2 separate regions of the Homo sapiens genome follow, and region 1 is linked to region 2. A link is an interaction called in ENCODE POLR2A ChIA-PET data of the cell type or tissue named here. Cell type or tissue: OCI-LY7. All regions are shown on one strand. Links, peaks and the distances in the headings refer to the core of each region. The heading gives the core; the rest is flanking DNA. Region 1 has its middle 5.9 kb from the start of CAND1. Region 2 overlaps LOC124902956 (a long non-coding RNA gene).

Region 1 (4,396 bases), core at 118-4,117, 360 kb after region 2:
TCCTATAATTCTGTTTCAATATATATCGATAATAATTATATGAAGTTATTATGTGCCACAAAAGTAACCAAGCTTTAACCATGATTACTTTAAAACTTTTGTCATCCACAATTGTTTTAATTATTTTCAAAACAATTTTATAATCAACTATAAAACTCTAATAAATACTCTTAAATACAAATATCTAATAACTTTAAAAATTATGCCAGTAAAATAAAAAAAATTCAAGACTCCCATAAAACCTACTGTGTTCATACATATCAAACAAAACAGAAATTAATTACATAAACTATACTATTAAAAAATATTTTTATAACTTTTTATTTAAAACACTGTTAATTCTTCTGTTTTACAAAGTCCAAAAAACTTTTTCTTTTTAGCTATTGACAACTTTCAACAGTCAGATAAAATACACTCCTATAAAGAAAATTTAAGACATATTTTTCTCTAGCTAATCTCTCCAAAATTTACAAACTATTTATACATATACTTAATTTATAACAATATTATTATTTACATAAATTCAATAAAAATCTATTTTCTTTTATAACACAATTAAAAACACTATTTTACCAAAATTTTAATTTAAAAAACATACTTACAAACTACTTTAAAATATCAAAATTAACCTATAAAGCCAATAAAAGCCCCTTAAAAAACTAACCTCATACCTTGTCTATACAGTGTCTATACAAAATTCTTAACCTATAACAAATAAAAAGTGTCACTTTCTAACAGGAACCACAGCCCCAAGTTTTCTTGAGACCTCAAAAGAAAAAATTTGCCCATTTAATACAAATATTTAAAGACACAAATAAACCCATGACTGGACTCAAAACTTCAAAAGATCTAATCTAAAATTCCCTATAACAAAGTTCCAACAAAGCCAATTTTTAAAAAAGCCTATATGACAAATAATTATTCTTACTGACTTTACACAAATACACAAGCCAAATACAATAAAACTAAAACTTATTTTGCCTATAAATTTGTCCTATTATAATTTGTCTTTAATAAAAACAAAAACTAAAAAAAGTTTCAAAAAAACCTAACTATAATACACCTGTAATTAAATTCTAGTCTTATCCACTGTTTTTGAGTTTTTATTATTTTCTATAATTTTAACTAAATCCTAAATTCTTTCTAGAGTACAAATTTCCAAACTAATATTTTCAATTTTTTTCTTTTATTTTTCTAACTTAAACTCAATAAAATTACTACTACCTCTTTCCTGAGGCTTTACAAACTAAAGCTTATTCCTTATAACACAGACAAAGAAAACGTCAAATTACTACTGCCTTCCTCCTCTATAACTAAAAGTACTTTAACATCCAAATAGTTTCCAACATTAATATTTGCTTTTCTATTTCCATAAAAATGCCTCTTAATAAACTTTTTTCTGCCTTCATCACATAAAAAGGCCTAGCCCATGTACAATACTACCTTCTAAATAAAACAACTAACTAAACTAATCCACCCTCATAAACTAAACAAGACTTAAAGCCACCTTCATAAATATTCATATCCCTATTTACAGCCTATTAAATATATATATTAGCCAACGTGTCATCACATCCAATTACAATTAACAATAAAAACCCTACATAATTAAAAAATTCAAAAATGCCTCAAATAGCCCTACAAAATATACACCAAAAAATTAAATCTATGTGCGACCCTACATTGTCACTAAATCAATAGGGGACATTCTAATTCAAGTCAGGACCATGTTAGAGACAAAAACTACTTATAACATTGGCCTGGCCTACAGGGGTAGATATATCCCTGTGTTATAAAACTTACTACTATTATACCCTCTATGTAAAACTGTAAGACAGACTTTCCCCAAAACTTTCTAAACCTCAAACTATAACACTCCAATAAATATTGTCTATAGGCCCAAATACTCATAAATATTTCCAAATCCAAATAAATCAATTCCATTCTAATACCCCCAAACTATGCCCCTTCTCAACAAAAAAATAGCCAAAACAATTATGGCAGCCATTTTCCATACAAATAAAATAAAATTTGACAATAAAAATTACAACCAAACAGCTTAACTTCAAACTGCATTTTAAAACTTTTTTTCCTTTCCAACTTTCTCCCCAGCCTCAAAATATAACTTGAAAATAAACTACAAATGTATTTTACAACCTCAAAATGTTTTCTTTCCTCCCTTCTCCCAATCTCAAAATATAACTTTAGACAAACTATATATCTGCTTCCTTTTGCCTTAAAATACAGCCTCAAAATGTACTATAAATCGCCACTCCCCTTCTTTCCCATACTATACTCCCATGCGTTATGCATATTTATTTACTTACATCCTTGTTAAGTACATGCCACACTGACATATCTAGTCATATATTTCCATTAAAACGTCAAAGGCCAAATCCTAACACAAACCAGACACCTCCAAAATTCTCTCCCCAGTCAAGGCTGAAACTCAATCCCAGCTAAAAACTGACTACAGGCCAGATGCAAAGGCTCACACCTGTTATCCCAGCACTTCGTGAGGCCGAGGTGGGAGGACTGCTTGAGCCCAGAAATTTGAGACTAGTCTGGGCAACATGGTGAAACCCCATCTCCACCAAAAAAAAATACAAAAAGTTAGCTGTGCTGGATGGTGCATGCCTGTGGTCCTAGCTACTAGGGAGGCTGAGGTAGGAGAGGATCACCTGAGCCTGGGAGGTCAAGACTGCATTGAGCCAAGATCACACCACTGCACTCCAGCCTGGGAGACAGAGTGAGACCCCATCTCCAAGAAAAAACAAAAATTGACCATAAAATTGACTGCAATTAATTTGTAACCTAATTAAAGCCCAAAATGACACCAGGGCCTTCACCAAATAAAACAACAATTCACAATAAGTCATTAAAACAAACCGTGCCACCTCATACCCACTTCCTCTCCTACATTCCAAACCCCTCTCTCCTTAAAAATCTCTATCTTCCCTCCACAAAGGGAAGAGTGGAAATTTTTTAAAATTTCACCCATTCTTCCCCTTGCTAACACAAGTAGTAAAGTCTTGCTCTCTTTCTTTCACATGTCATTATTATTTTGACTCCTTTCTATAAACAAATGGCCGAACCCTTTTGCTGGTTACACGTCTAGTTGTTACACTTCCATAGTGCAGATGAAAAATGAGAGGTTACTTGATTTCTTCAGTTTACTCTTTGATGTCAGCCCTCCAAGTTGGGGTATGAGTGGCACAGGAACCCTGAGTTCCAGAATAGCTAAGTGGTGGGACTAGCTGATGATCCATTGTCCTCTGATGAAGCCACATTCTGGAAATGGAACTCCTTGAAAACCTCTTCGATCCACTGCAGGCATTTGCCTTCTCTGACAGCATCCATATCTCCTCACCAAGGATCTGAAGACATAAGTTGCAGAATCTGGTAGACCGAATACAACTTGGGCAAAACAAGAAGCATCTTCCATTCAAGTCCCTGCTGTTTGTCAGTCATGGGGTCAACCAAGCTGGAAATCACCCATACTGCCTCCCATTCAGTGCCTGGATCCATGATGTATTTAAGCACCAACCTCATGGCATGTGTTCCTGCAAGGTGGCACTGCCCCACAGCGATCAGCCCCTCTCTTGCACTCTCTCTTTGCTATTTCATGGCACTCATGTTGAGGCTGTTTTCACTTCACATTGAGCACCTTGGTTCATTCAGGTTCCCTGGGACTCTGACCATGCACCATCATAATATCTACTGGGAATCTCCACCAAACTTTCACACAGAAACCAAATGACATCCTGATGAGAAAAGAATGGACTACAGATGGTCTGAAACAATCTGTTCTTGAAGTATTTTGAGGATTGCCAAGGCAAACGGTGTCCTTACTGAAAGTTCCCCTGCTGCAAATAAAAACTCCATGTTCTTTAGATCCATCGGAAACAGGAAAACATTGGAATCAAGGGTATAACCCCCTACAACCATATCTCGCTGCCAACACTTCCCTTACCACCTGATTTTCTCCAGGATGTTATCTGACACATGTAGAGTTTTGTTTGTTTGTTTTTAGATGGAATTTCACTCTTGCTGCCCAGGCTGGAGTACAATGGTACAATCTGGCTCAATGCAACCTCTGCCTCCCAGGTTCAAGTGATTCTCCCGCCTCAGCCTCCTGAGTAGGTGGGATTACAGGTGTGCGCCACCATGCCCGGCTAATTTTTTGTATTTTTAGTAGAGACGGGATTTCACCATGTTGGCCAAGCTGGTCTCGAACTCCTGACCTCAGGTGATCCACTCCCTTGGCCTCCCAAAGTACTGGGATTACAGGCATAAGCCGCCGTGCCTGGCCTGTTTCTGGCTTTATCTTTGCCTATGACAAGTTCTTTCTGGTTCAGCTGATAGTATTTCCCCCAAATTCAGAATACATAAGAAA
Region 2 (4,396 bases), core at 80-4,079:
GTGAAATGCTGCTGTCAGGACAGAATGTACTTCCTGTAGACATCATTGGAAAGAAACTGTTCCTGTCCCATGTGAAAAAAAATTTTTTTTTTTGAGTCAGGGTCCTGCTCTGTCACCCAGGCAGGAATGCAGTGGCACGATCATAGCTCAGTACATTCTCAAACTCCTGAACTCAAGTGATCCCCCACCTCAGCCTCCTGAGTAGCTAGGATTACAAATTCACGCCACCATACCTGGCTATTTTTTTTTAATTTTTTATAGAGATGAGGTCTTGCTATATTGTCCAGGCTGGTTGAAAACTCCTGGCCTAATGCAATCCTCCCATCTTGGCCTCCCAAAGCACTGGGATTACAAGCATGAGCCACTGCATCCAACCCATGTGAGATTCTAACCTCATACAACTCATCTTTTGCTATGGGGTAGATACTAGACTTCAATTGCTCATGCATGCAGAACTACTCTGTCCTATACTTCTCTATCCCACAACTACTGCAATGAGTGCTGCTGTGAAATGTCTCTGGGCCTCTTTGAAAATCTCCATATTCACAGGAGAACAAAGAAGGGAACAGCAGAAATAGCTGTGAATACATTCTCCATTCTTGGGCAGGACCAGTCTATATATGTGATTTTCAGGCAGGCACTTCCTGCCTGAAAATGTCCTCTTGAATGCTAGCAGAAATAGCTGTGAATACATTCTCCATTCTTGGGCAGGATAGCATATGTGATTTTTAGGCAGGCACTTCCTGCCTGAAAATGTCCTCTTGAATGTTAGAAATAAGTGGAAAAGGAGGAAATTAGAGTTGGGAGAAGTAAAGAGATTGGTGAAGCAGGAATAGATGTTTTTGTATTACAGTCATGGAAAAGGTAAAGAAAATAGTATCAGGTGTGATTAGGCTTGTCTGTATATAATAGAAACTCCCAATATGTGGCTTAAACAAGACAGGTTTGTTTCCTCTTCAGATAAATGAAGTAGAGATGTAAGCATTTGTTATGAATGTCTGTACCCCTCCAAAATGCAAAAGTTGAAATCCTAACCCCCACCCTTATAAAAGAGACCCCAGAGAGCTCACTCTCTCCTTCTACTATGTTAGGACAGAGGGCAAACACTGCCATCACATCTATGAAGCAGGAAACAGCCCTCACTGGACACCAAATCTGCCAGCCTCTTGATCTTGGACTTCCTAGCCTCCGGAACTGTGAAAAGTAAGTATCTTTTGCTTAAGCCACCCAGTCTTAGCCTGAACTGACTAAAACAGACACATACACTGCTATAGCAGGTCCAAAGTCATCAGGAACTCTAGAGCCTATCTTTCTACATAGTTTCTATCTGCAAGGCCTAAGGTGGCTATAGTGCTTCAGATATTACATTTCAGGCAAAAAGAGGAGGAAGAAGGGAAGGGCCAAAAAGATTTCCCTCTCAACTGAGTCAGCCTGCTTCACATAGCCTTCCCGAAAGCACACCCAAGGACTTCTACCTAATCTCATTGACCACCCATGGGAAGCTAGGAAATAAGAGTGTGTATCTGGGCACATTGCCAACTGGAAAAACATCAGGTTTCTAGGAGTAAATGGAGAATGGATATTGGGTAGGCAACTAGCAGTTTCTAAGCTAAAAGCTAAGACAAAATACTTTCGGTCTTGGCTCTTAAATCCTGCATGTTTTTTGAAAGTAGGAAGGGAATGCACTGCTATTTCCCTAATTTGACATTTCTCCCATGGGAGTAGAGATACATGAATGAAAATGAACCAGAATATTTAAATCAGCTGCATGGAAATTTATCACTCACATCTTCCAAATTATTTTTAAGTTTAAAATGAAAGGAAATCTTGATTACATGGGTTAAAAGAACAACTTTATTATATCAGAGGGAGCTATTCAAACTGAAATGTACAGCTTTGTTTTGAAAACAAAAACCATCCATTAGAGGGGGAGTTAGTTCATCAAAAGAAAGAATGAAACCAGTAAACATCTGCAATTTCACATGATGAGGGGAACAAAATATAAAGCTCAGTTATTTTAAGCAATAGACAAAAGAAAAAGTGAAAGCAGAAGTAGGCCTAAGACTTGTCACTCTTGCTGCCACAGGGCATACCACTCAATCACTCCGTGTGGACACATCTGGTGGAAAGGGAGGCCCTCCATATTTCACTCAGTTCTGCTTATGCTTCTTGAGACCCTCCAAATAGAAAAATCACATTATATATTTTGACAAGAGGCTTTCTTGTTTGCAAAGGTATCAAATAGTCTTACAAGGGAAGATGGCACACATTAAGAGATCATTTTTATGATGAAGAATAAAAGCCCTTCAATTCAAGGCTATGTCAGGAAAGCTGGGATGTACAGTAGCCTTAATAAACTTGGATTGACCTTTACAATCAGGAACTATAAGACTCTACCTGAGACTTACTGTTCTGCAAATGACACCTAAACCACAGGTCCAAGTCTCATATCCGGTCTGAGGGAAACCTGGCATCAGGCAAGAGACACGGAGCAACAGGAAGGGCAAAGACCTGCTCTTATTTCCTTGTTACCTTCTCACTGCCATAATGAACTAAAGTTCCATTGAGTGTTCCACAATTGTATTGTAATGTTTGGGAAGCAACGGCATACATAAAGTCTTCTCAAAATTATAATGCATTCAGCAACAAAAAACTTTAAGTATTTCTTGCTGAGTTGATCCTTCAGATCATGTGCATATGGGCAGAAAACATGAGCTTTGCAGTCAGAAATACTTGGTGGAGAATTAAGACCCATGATTCACTGGGCAAGGGTAACACTGGGAAAGCAATTAATATTTTTCACATGCAAAACTGGGGAACTAGTTCTTTACAGTGGTGTTGCAATGATTCAATGAGATGATACACAGCAAGCACCTGGCACTTAGCAGATATTCAACAAGTGTTAGAATCTCTCCCTCTCTCCCACCTCCCCAGACTTCTTTCCCACTCTCAACAATTCACTGTTTTGGATTTACATTCACATATTTAGCAAAATTTGATCATATTAATATATTATGAGGTTAAATGAGAATGCCAATCATATCACCAACATGGATTAAAAACTTTTGTTCCTTTACAATGTGACATTAGTCATAGACCTCCAAGAAATAGCTGGCCTGAGGGATGGTTTCAGGCAAAGATTCTGGGATGGTGCAGAAGTATGTGAACACCACCAGCTTCAAATCTCAGATCAGCTGAGCAGTCTCCCAGATGTCATTCAGCAGTCTTCCTCCTATACTCAGTCCTTTGCTCCAGGACTAGAAGACAACTCGTGAAAACTGCCAGTTTCATTCATCAGCTCAAAGTTGAGGTTACCAAGTAGGCCACTTCGGAATATTGCAAAAGAGATACAGGGAGAGATGAAAGTGAACTGGAATTTTTCATACCAATGACTTAATATGGGAAATAGTGACAATCTTCTGGGAAAATTCACTTAGACATCATTTAATATATTTGGATATAGACACAGAAATACTGATGTTGTTGTTTTAAGAGCTTGTATTTCGAATGAAATATAAAGACCCTTAAATGCATATTGTTGTTAGCGCTTTTGAATTATTGAACAGTAAAGATACATGTTCTGCGTGAAATGTTCATTTCTTCAATGCTTGGAAGTGAGGTACTAGGGAAAGCTTCACATATACGTGACAAATTAGTTGCTAAATTCTGTTTTTCAGACCATGGAGTTCTGATTTGTTTATTTTTAAATACATTATTTATACAAACACAGTTTTTTTTAGAGTAAATGCAAGAGAAGGGTATAGAATTAAATAACTAGTCAAATTCTGAAATAAGACAAAACTACCCATTAAAATACTTTCTTGTTAATTCACTTTAATGACTGGGAAATCCTTGACTTATTACTATGCTATGTAAATCAACATGCAAAAAAGCATTAAAAAAATTTAGAGCACTACACCGCAATCCATAGTTATTTATTTTGACAATTCTAGTTGTTTTAATTATTCATTATAGTACTTTATGGCAGAGTGTAAACGTGCTGCAGTATTTTTTTTTTTTTTGTAAGTTTAAAAGTCTGTGTATGGCAATACTTCAAGAGCGCTTTTTTCCTCCCATTAAATGTTTTGTATAATCAGGAAAGAGACTGCCTTTTAAGTAAACTTTCAAGGTTATTAACCAACACAGTAGAATAAATTATGTCCTACTCCTCACCTACTTTTACAATTTGAAGATTTTGAAGAAAGATAAATTATTTTTTAAAGAATATCTCCAAAAAAAATATTGTGAGCTTTGCCTAATGAAATTCTTGAGGTTAAGTTTTTAGTATTTCAAGGCTTCTGTTTGAAGGGGAGGTAGGAAAGAAAACCACAGATATCAAGTAATCAAAGAAAGATTTTAGGAAACACTACATTTTCTCTTTAAAGTCTATTTGTTG

What was found. ChIA-PET counts read pairs that join two places held together with the same protein. Peaks named below come from ENCODE experiments on the same cell type or tissue, not always from the same donor. Only the 100,000 strongest peaks of a DNase experiment are listed, where the experiment ranks them.
Region 1: POLR2A ChIA-PET joins it to region 2 with 7 read pairs; 4 of 35 experiments call an interaction of 5 or more read pairs at or near these places.

The regions. Positions count from the first base shown.
Region 1 is chr12:67,261,249-67,265,644 of GRCh38, forward strand. No RefSeq gene overlaps it. Among named protein-coding and RNA genes, the nearest start is that of CAND1, 5.9 kb to the right of the region's middle. In OCI-LY7, for the core only: no CTCF peak of the experiment used is centred there; no DNase peak of the experiment used is centred there.
Region 2 is chr12:66,899,289-66,903,684 of GRCh38, forward strand. It overlaps LOC124902956 (a long non-coding RNA gene), which reads right to left. Exons shown (of 2, transcript XR_007063353.1): 2 at 1,832-4,396. It also overlaps a transcript of GRIP1 not described here. Among named protein-coding and RNA genes, the nearest start is that of GRIP1, 220 kb to the left of the region's middle. RefSeq lists an enhancer at 1,894-2,103. In OCI-LY7, for the core only: no CTCF peak of the experiment used is centred there; DNase peaks (open chromatin) are centred at 2,053 and 2,463; H3K4me3 peaks cover 1,131 bases; H3K27ac peaks cover 2,024 bases.